2 separate regions of the Homo sapiens genome follow, and region 2 is linked to region 1. Evidence: read pairs that join two places in POLR2A ChIA-PET (ENCODE). Cell type or tissue: Panc1. All regions are shown on one strand. Links, peaks and the distances in the headings refer to the core of each region. The heading gives the core; the rest is flanking DNA.

Region 1 (5,395 bases), core at 254-5,253:
GCATTAAGAGATATACCTAATGTAAATGATGAGTTAATGGGTGCAGCACACCAACATGGCATATGTATACATACGTAACAAACCTGCACATTGTGCACATGTACCCTAAAACTTAAAGTATAATTTAAATAAATAAATAAATAAATAAATAAAAAGAAATCTAGCTTTCAAAAGCAGATGACTGCATGAGTATTTCTTGGAAATATTAATAGAGAATTTTGAAATGCCAAAGACATAAAAATGTCTTTAAAATAGTTTGTTCAAATGAGACATCTTTATAACTTATTTCAGCTCCTTTAGAGTGAACCTGACACCATTTCCCCTGTTAAATTTTTGGCTCTTATATTACCGAAGAAAGTGGGCATTTGACAAACAAATGTGCAGGAATAGGGGGTGAGAAGGGCATAAGAGCGTGTTCAAATCTGTTTAAAATTAGACATTCAGTGTTGTAGAGTCAAAACTATGTTCTCCTGTGTTTCTTACATGGGCACATACTTCATGGGTTTAATCATGGTTTGCTGTAGAGCATTTATAACACTTGCTGTGAAGCACTGTTGATACAATGAAGCTTTTTCCAACAAGTAACAGCATGATGGTGGCAAAGGTGAGGCTCTGGGAGGAGATTTTAGTTCATCCTTGGAATTTGTTAGCTCCATAGCTTCCTGACAAGCTTAGTTAGTGCTTCTCTAACTTTCCACAAACTTTGCAGACCCTGCTAATTTATATTTTTTTGTTGTTTTCTTTTAACTGGTTCTCCATATCCATGGAATTTAGCAGTTTGCCTTCCTTCCTTCCTTCCTCTCTTTCTTTCTCTCTTTCTTTCTTTTTTTTTTTTGAGACGGAGTACCACTCAGTTGCCCAGGCTGGAGTGCAGTGGTGCAATCTCAGCTCACTGCAACCTCTGCTTCCTGGGTTTAAACAATTCTCCTGTCTCAGTCTCCCAAGTAGCTGGGATTACAGGCACACGCCACCATGCCCAGATAATTTTTGTAATTTTTTAGTAGTGGCAGGGTTTCACCATGTTGGCCAGGCTGGTCTTGAACCCTGACCTTAAGTGATCTGCCCGCCTGAGCCTCGCATGTACTGGGATTACATGCATGAGCCACTGCGCCTGGCCAAAAAAAAGTTTCTAATAGCTAAACTAAAAAAAGTTTTTAAAAAAAGATACATATCTCTTTCTCATCTATATGATATAGGAGAGATAGATATATATGTATATATGAGATACATATTATATATACACATGTATGTGTGTATAAACATGTATATATACATACATGTATCTCACATATACATATGTATCTCCTACACATATGTATACACATATGTACATATGTGTGTGCATGTATGTGTGTATAAATGAAACTAACAGCGTCTTGCCATATAGCTAGTGGTAATAAAGAAGAAATTTTAAATGCACTTTTATTGTTGGCCTGAGTTTTCTCTTTTTTCCTGGAAATGTAGGCCAGCATTGGCCATATGAAATGAAATGTGAGTCACTAGTTTGAGCTATCCGTGTAATTACACATTTTCTAATAGCTAAACTAAAAATAGTTTTAAAAAATTAAGGTGAAATTAATGTTTCATATCTTTAACTTTTTTTTTCATTTTTTTGAGCCAGGGTCTCATTCTGTCACCCAGGCTGGAGTGCAGTGGCACATTCATGGCTTACTGCAGCCTTGACCTCCCAGTCTCAAGTGATCTTCCCCCCTCAGCCTCACACCTCCTAGTAGCTGGGACTACAGGTGAGCACCACCACACCCGGCTACTTTTTAATCATGGCTTTTATTTAACCATTTATATCTTAAATTTTATCATTGAAAGAGGAAACCAATATAAAAAAAATTAGTAAGATACTTTACACCTCGTTTTGTACTAAGTCTTTGCAATCCTGTGTGTGTTTTTCACTGACAGCACTTCTCACTGAAGAATACTCACATTCAAGCGCTTCTTAGCACACATGCCTGGCTGGTGGCTACCACACTAGACTCGCAGTTCTCACCCAACTCTTTGGCCTTTCTTAGCCTGAACTGCAGAATACTGCTACTAATAAACGAAACAAAGCTTTGCCCCCACAAAGCCCTGCTGCTGAATGCTGACTGACATTTGAACAAAGAAAATGTCCTTATATTTAAGCATCAGAACTATTACTTTTCCAAAACCTCGCAACCCTTGGGTCACTTCAGGCCATTCCTCATGATTTGCATTAGGTGTTCTTCGAGACACAACATTAATCCAGTAATAATTAAAATGATATACTGTACTATTAACATTCTGAAATCTTTAAAGCAAAGTGATCTATGCCTGCAGCGCTGCCCAGGCTGGCTAATTAAACAGCATACAGTTGTAAATGGCTATTGTAAGCAGTTCCCTACTTAAAAATACAGCTCTGAGAAGTGCAGTTTATAGTGACAGGGGCCCTACCAGGATTGATCAGCTTTAAATAGAGGCCGATGCAGCGCACAGCAAATTTTACTTGAGAGGTTGGTATCTTGCTTTGCTGCCAATGTGAGGCTTTGGTTTTAACCCGGGCTCCTGTTGAATGACAGGCCCTGGGCTGTGTAAACTGGACACCCTGTGGGGGCTGAGGTTGCAGGCTGGATCCTCCCCTTGCTCTTTCTCCTGTGAGTCAGCATTCCTGGGAGACGTAGCCAACCATCCCAACGAGAGGAACACTTGCTCCACTCCACCCAGCAACCTCTAATCTGCCGTGATGGGACCTTGAGCCAAGGGATTTGGGTGTGTAAAGGACTTCTGCAGCAAAGAGTACCTCTAGAAATTGCTTTTGTGAGGTTCTTTGAGGTGCTAATCACCTTTTATTTGAATTGCTCTGACTTATCATTTAATAACTCCAGAGGACTTTTTACTTCCTTGGCAGGAGGAGGAAGGTGATTCCTCAGATAAAACCAAAACCTAGAGCTGCACTTCTGAAGGAAATTGCTGCTCAGGTAGGGCTGGATGTGTAGGTGTTCTCCATGGGCCCATGCTGTGCCTGTACCAGCGTCCTGAATTGACGGCAGCAGAGGGGTATCTTTCTTCATTCTTCATCATTTATTACCTGAGGCAGAATGAATACTTGGCTCCATTCGCTCGCTCTCTTTCTTTCTGCAACAATTAGAACTGAATTATTTGCTTCTTGCTTTCCCTTTTCCCACTTGTTCCACCATTCATATCTAAGTGAGTAACTTCTCAAGTTTTTCTACACTAATGTTTCCTGGTTCTGTAAAGCAAGTGATAATTGAGTGGTCTTAATCCCTTGAAATGGAACTGAAAATCTGGAGGTAGCTACATCAGCAAAGAGGGAGTGGCAGCCTTTTTTGTACATTTCACTTCCTTTCAGGACCTCCCAGAGAAGACCTCTGATAAACTTTTTTAGTCCTAGGTAAAGCCTGAAAGTCAACTGAGTACAGCTGCCATTTTTATTTCACCTTCTTCTTTCCACCTGCCAATCACCCAGCAGTGAGCTTTAAGTCATCAGACATCGTTGTGCCTACCTCAAGGGTGTGTACAGTGGTGTATACAGTGCCTGGCACAGAGTTAGACTCAATGAGTGACTGAATGAATGAATGAGCGAGTAAGTGATTAAGTGAGCTCACATTACTATCAACTCAAAGTCACACTTTCTGGTGATCTCTCCTGAGTCTTAAATTTGAATTTTGATATTTCAAATATTATATTTGAAATATAATTTCTATATTTTCAAATATAGAAATTATATATTTCTATATTTTCAAATATAGAAATATATAATTCTATATTTTCAAATATAGAAAAATGCTTTAAAAAAACCCCAAAACTACTAGGTTATAGAAGGTAGGTTGTCCTGTGTTACTACTTCTGCTCTTCCTCAAGGTTCCCAATATTAGAGTCAATAAAAATATGTTTTCTTAGCTCAAGTATTAGGTGGAATTAAGAAAAAAAGTACTGCTATATTAGAAAAGGAATTAGATTTGTGATTCAAAGATAAAATTACTGAAGATGAAATCTGAGTATGTGCTCTAAATAATAATTCCTCTAGGTATCCAGGTATTCCGAAATTCTATTTTTAACATCTGTCTGAATAAGTAGGGGGTTTGAGTTATCCCCATGCTTTTCAATCCATATAATTATAATTTACATTTACCTAGAGTTTCTATTTAATCTGAATAACACATACCCCTCTGCAGAGTATGACTCAGTGAACAATATACTAAACCTTTGGAGTGTTCAAGAGCATATCTTTCTAATGCCTCAACTTGCCCAAAGGAAGCATGAGCTGATCACCAAACAGATGCCCTGCAGTAATTAGATTAACTGGATGAATAACACGGGTTTAAACCCCATCCGTATTTTATAAATACATTCTGGACAATCCCTTTTGATCAGAACAGGTCTAATTGCAATAGCTGAAACTGTCAGAACTGTCAGGAGGCCACTTTCAAATATTGGAGGATATGGTCAGATCTAAAACTGACATTGTTTGTAGGTTATTCCCCTAGAATAGGTGGCTTTCCCTGCCAGCTACATTGTCTACTTTAGCAAAGAATTGGGAGGTTCTAGTTGGGCTTCAGCCTAATACAGACTGAGATTGTTGTATAAAATGTGACTTATAATAGAAGTAAAGAGGTGAAGATGATTTCACTTATATGTGGAACCAAAAAAAGTTGAACTCATACAAACAGAGTAGAAAAGTGGTTGTCAGAGGGGCTGGGAAGTGGAGGGAATGGGAAGATGTTGGTTAAAGGGTAGAGAATTTCAGTTAAATAGGAAGATTAAGTTCTGGAGATCTATTGTACAGCATGGTGACTACTGTTAATAACAAGGTATTGATACCTGAAAATTGCTGAGACAGTAGATTTTAAATGTTCTCACCAAAAAAAGAAATAAGTATGTGACATCATACTTAACTTTATGAATATGTAAACTTTATTTAATCATTTCAGAGTGTGTGTTTGTGTGTGTATGTGTGCATGTATATATCAAAACCGCCTGTATACCACAAATATATATAACTTTTATTTGATCAATTAAAAAATAAAAATGTAAATAAAAACTGCTGAAGAATAAGGAAACGAAGAAATAACATTTAGGGAGTAGGGTGAAAAAGCATTGAGACATCAATTTTTTCATTAGAATCTTCTCTAGGGTACTTTGAGCATGGCATTAAGTCCATTTTGCAGGACTCATAAGACTGTTTTATATATATAATACCAAAATATCTACATAAAATGGGGTTAAAACAATGTCCAAATATTCAAGCCATAAGCAAGTAGCTTCTATTTTTTGGCATTAGGCAAACTGTTTTTACATAAAATCGATTAGGCAAGTGACCAAATAAATAGATGACTTTTCAAAGTAACTATTTTGACCTAATATAAACATAGGGCCTCCAAAGTGAAGCAGAATATATGCATCA
Region 2 (5,395 bases), core at 188-5,187, 190 kb after region 1:
TAAGTGTTTGGAAGGATGTGAAGAAATTAAAACCTTTGTGTACTATTGGCAGGAAAGTAAAATGGTTCAACCACCATGGAAAAAAGTATGGTATGTTCTCAAAAAATTAAAAATAGAATGACTATATGATTCAGCAATTCCACCTTTGGATATATATCCAAAAGAATTGAAAGCAGGGTCCAGAAGTGATATTTGTGTACCCATGATTATAACAGCATTATTCACAATAGCCAAGATGTGAAAACAATATAAATGTCCATTGGTCGATGAATGGATAAACAAAATGTGGTGTATATATATATATATATATATATATATATATATATATATATATATACATACAATGGGATATTACTCAGCTTTAACAAAGAAGGAAATTCTACAACATGGATGCTACATGGATGAACCCTGTGGACACTGTGCTAAGAAAGATAAGCCAGTCACAAAAGAACACATACTTATGATTTTACTTACAGGAGGAGGTATCTGAAATAGTCAAAATCATAGAAACAGAAAGTAGAATCGTGGTTGGCAGGTGTGCAGGAGAGGGGAAATGAGGAGTTGCTAATAGTATAGAATTTCAGTTTTTCAAGATAAAAAAAGTCAGATTTGTTGCACAACAACGGGAATGTACTTACCACTGAACTGTAACTTAAAAATGGCTAAGATGGTAAGTTTTATGTTATGAGGATTTTACCATAATTGAACAGTTTTTTATAATAAACATGAAAATAAATTATTGTAAATGGTAAATTTACTTTTTATCTTTAAAATCTAAAATACATTCCTGCTTATCTCACTTACCCACAATGATCTCTCTACATGAAGATTAAATTATTTGCATGTGACTTTTTAAAGATCAATTTTCATTTTAAAAATTGAAATTATCAGTATGCCACTAAAAATCTATGAATACAAATCCAAAACTTAAGAACTTTTTCATTCCATAACACAATACTGATATTTTTGGTTGAAACAAAATATAAAAGGATCTCATACAAAGTATTCTGATTCAGCTCTGATCTCTTCTCTATATTTGGCATTAAGGACAAGAGATGTCAAAGTTTCTAAAATTATAGTTTTTGCAAGAGAAAAGATGAAGAGGCCATCTGAAAATTACTGAACAATCAGAAAGCATTTTCTACTCAGTCCAAACAATTTGTGGAGGTAGCATACAACAGAGTTACCACAGTGTTGCGACTAAAATCTCTGGGAGCTGACAGCCTGGATATAATTATTCTCTATGCCTTAGTTTCCTCACTTGGAAAAAGAAGTTTGTAATAGCACCCAGACCTCAGGGTCAGATATCAAACAATTTGAACCACATTATCACTGTGGTACATTCACAAAACAATGAACACATACTCTGTTGCTTCTCTTTCTTTCTCCTTTTCTAATATTTCCCAGTCCTACTTTGAACTAGTCTGGGCTTCCATTGAGCCCAAGAAATGTAGAAAACCTATCTAAATGATGATATGATTCCTTTTATTTTTAAAGGTATATATGGATATGCAAATATTTGTTATTTAATTAAAGCAGTAAATCGCATGGGTATATACCACGTGTTTTATTAAACCAGTAATTGATCTTTATAATAACTAGACTGTAAATTCCTGGATTAGTATGCCTAATTTTATTCTAGAAAGATTTTCCAGAATGAGATAGTAGATTCCTCAATGAAAAATAGTCCTAATAATAAACATGTTACCAAAGGAGAAACTAGTAACAGACTAAGCAGTTCAGTGACTTAATGACAAACCACAGCAAGTCAGAGCAGTGCTGGGGACAGCACAGAAATGGAATTCATGGACATATTCAAAAGATGTTACATACAAAAGCTCATTGCTCTCCGAAGATTATCAAATGTGATGACATAACATGGGAAGAGAGGATAAATCATGAAAACAACAGTGGGGAAAAAAGAAAGAAAGAAAAAACAACAAGTAAATCTACTATTCCCTCTTAGCATTCCAGACCATGACTACAGCCTTTTGGTCTGCACAGAACTAGTGAGGCACCAAACCTGATACTGACAATTCCTTTTTGTTGTTCTTCTGTGTGTTTCTCCATGAAGGTGTAGCCCCTCACCTAATGGAAAGCAAGATGCAGTCTTTGCATTGAGCATTCTTTTCCATTACAAAAATGAGGAACAGTTAAACAGGAAACAGACCCCAAGAAAGTTTGGTTTATATACAGTAACGTAGTCAGGGGCTAACTCTCTTGTAGAAGGGATTTCAGAATACCTCACTCCATTTACCACCATGTGAAATGAAATGCAGAACTTTCCACACTGCTAAAGCAAAATACCCTGTACATGATCTCCTCCTCGGTTAATTACTCTGTCATTGTTTTGCCTCTTCAAAGGGAAGGGAAAATCAAATGCAGATTTGGCATTGTGTTGTTTGAAAAAAAAAAAAAAAAAAAACCTGGAAAGTCTCAAATGATGCAAAACAGAAAAGACAGTAGCTTCTTTGACCTTTGGAAATTTCCACTGTTCTTTTCATATCCATTGACATAAATGACTAAGCAGTTTAAGTGGCGTATGCACAGAACCCACTATAAAGTGAGTCTTTTACCATTAGTTTTACTAATAAAATGTTTCCTATGCACATTAAGATATATGTGCTTTTTTTTTTTTTTTTACCAGACTTTTGATTTAGGACAAATAACACTAAAATTTCATTAGGAACCACTTAGCTCTAATTCAAAATATTCAATTATTTTATACCTAGTCACTACAAGTCAGGATTTGATTTTGATTTATCTAATAATGGTAACTATTATTAGATATATGTGGATTCAAAGAATCAGGAAAATCCCTGAATCGATAATTGAGAGTTTAGAAATTTATATACTGCAAATTAGAAATTAACAAAACAATCAGTTGATACTGAATGATGCCAAATAAAAGGCTATATCAAAAGCTAATTGAGCAAAACTAGTCAAGTATAGTGTTATTAACAATGCCCACACAGAAACAAAATATGACAGTCTTTTAATCATTTCAAATTTGCCCTTGAAATCTAAATGTATACAATTTAGAATTGTTGTAGAATTATCTCTACAACTTTCTCTTCACTTATAATTCTTGAAATATTTTTCATTAAAAAGAATTTTGCTTCCATGTTTCAAAACTGTCTTGAAAGAGAACATCTTTTGTATCCTTATAGATATGCAAGGCACATGATAAAATGCAGTGTCATTGTGGAATGTCTTCATCCATATTGCAACTGTTCTTTGCCTTCCTCTGTAATCTTTCTTGGTTATGTACAAAGAGTATGACCATCAAAAGGATAATAAATGGCCTCTGCCACTGGGGTGTGTAATATGTATAGTGGGAATTGATTTGTTGGTTATGAAGGAAGCCATAGAGCACACAGATCACTGCAAAATCACATTGAGGCCAGCAGCTACTTCTCAGTTCATGCGGACATCTCCTCTGTTGCTCACAGGGTGAGCTGCCAGAGGGTGAGAAGAATGGTAAGGTCATCCAGTATTCAGCTATTAAATGAAACCTATTTCTCTGAACTTTAGCCACATTTCAAATGACACACATATATCCACCTTCCATGCCCACTCCTAATAAAGACCTGAAATCAAACAAGATTTCTATGATCCATCCATGTAATCATAATAAAAAAAGACCAAAATTGCTTTGGAAAAAATAAAAGAGAATGCATAAAAAAGAGAATGCATTCTTAAACTACTCTCTTCCACAGTTAACAAGAATCCTTAGGAATTAGGAATTTGGATAAAACAAAGAGCCACCACTCATCAATTATGCATAATAATTCTTATTTAAAAATCACTACCAATAGATGGCACTAAAAATTTCCATATTCCTTTCTTTTGGCATAACCAAACATACTCTGGTTGTAGCATTTTTAAAAAATTAAGGTGCTTTTTTCATTATAATCATCTATAACTAATTATTTTATTTAGGTACTTATTATTTTCTTTTCTACCATATCCCACTCATCAGCAAGTTTTTGAGCATGGATATCCTCAGTGACTTCTGAGGCTTTCTAAGACTTAATAGTCACCTTTTCAGGGAGTCATTATCATGAAAATATCAAAGAAACATGCATCCATCATATCATGTCACTGTTGGAGAAGGCCTTATTATATTCCCTCAGCATTCCCTTCTCCGGAGGCTGAACTAAAGCCTAAATAAGTTAAGTCACTTGCCTAAGTAACAGTTACTGGTAACAAAGAATTTTTAAACTAGTGTCGCCTGCTTTTTCGTGAGGACTCTTCATCAGTCAGCTACTGAATCACTTTAGCAAGAAACCCAATGACCAAGAAACTCTAGCCTGATTGAAAGTGAGCCATCTTTATCTAGAACCCAGGTAAAGAAAGCATTTCTTCCTTTGTAGAAGCCGGTTGAATTGGGTATAACTTATTCAACAGATTATCAGTAAATGAATATCAGGCTTTATGATAGTGAAGTTGGCAGAATAATGGCCCCCATATAGTCTGTGCCTTAATTCCTGGAATCTGTGATTATGTGAAATTATATGGCAAAGGGAAATTAAGTAGCAGATGGAATTAAAGTTGCTAACTGCTGGGCTTAAAATATGAAAAGCATTCTGGAATATTCAGCCAAGCCCAATGTAATCACAAAGGTTCTTTAAAAAAAAATGGAAGAAGGAAGCAGAAGAGACAGAGTGAAAACACAAGAAAGAGCCAGAAAAAGGGTAGTGTGAGAAGGATGGTGCAAATTGGTTGTCTTTGAACATGGAGATGATCTGAGGCCTGAAGACAGACTCTAGAGGCTGGAAAAGGCAAGGAAACTGAGCATCCTCTGGAGGCTCCAGAAAGAAGGCAGTCCTGCTGACACCTTGACTTTAGCCCAATGGGACACACTGCAGACTTCTGATGTCCAGAATTGTAAAATAACAAATGTGTGTTGCTTTAAGTCACAAGTTGGTAGTCATTTGTTCCAGCAGCAAGAGATTGCTAATATAGATGAGCTGTGAATTCCCACCATTTGATTCCCACCATTGAATAACACCCCCACTCACCCACAGAATTTTTCATCCATTTGTAGAGACAGATGAGTGTAGAAAAATAAAACACAGAGCTAAAATCCAGTGATAAGTGCTTTAGTGTTGTACTGAATACTATGAAAAAACATATAGAATAGACCTATCTCCAACTTAGCCAGAGAAGACTTCTCTTATGAGCTTTATAAGGTAAAGAGGAATTAGACAAATGGGTAGGAAAACTGGGAAGGCATTCCAACACTATGCAGCTTTCAGAAGAAAAAGTCCTGTCTCTAAAACTGAAAATAAATGGAACTGGCTGGTGAAAGTCCAAGTAGGAGAAGATGGTTCCAGAATGTGAAGCTGGAGAGGTAGGTGGGAACTACTGGGAAGAGACCTGGCCAGTTTAT

Evidence for each region. ChIA-PET counts read pairs that join two places held together with the same protein. Peaks named below come from ENCODE experiments on the same cell type or tissue, not always from the same donor. Only the 100,000 strongest peaks of a DNase experiment are listed, where the experiment ranks them.
Region 2: POLR2A ChIA-PET joins it to region 1 with 9 read pairs; 1 of 35 experiments calls an interaction of 5 or more read pairs at or near these places.

What each region holds. Positions count from the first base shown.
Region 1 is chr6:9,513,786-9,519,180 of GRCh38, forward strand. No RefSeq gene overlaps it. Among named protein-coding and RNA genes, the nearest start is that of HULC, 860 kb to the left of the region's middle. In Panc1, for the core only: no CTCF peak of the experiment used is centred there; no DNase peak of the experiment used is centred there; H3K4me3 peaks cover 542 bases; H3K27ac peaks cover 3,543 bases.
Region 2 is chr6:9,708,272-9,713,666 of GRCh38, forward strand. It overlaps the pseudogene OFCC1. Among named protein-coding and RNA genes, the nearest start is that of TFAP2A-AS2, 690 kb to the right of the region's middle. In Panc1, for the core only: no CTCF peak of the experiment used is centred there; no DNase peak of the experiment used is centred there; H3K27ac peaks cover 1,565 bases.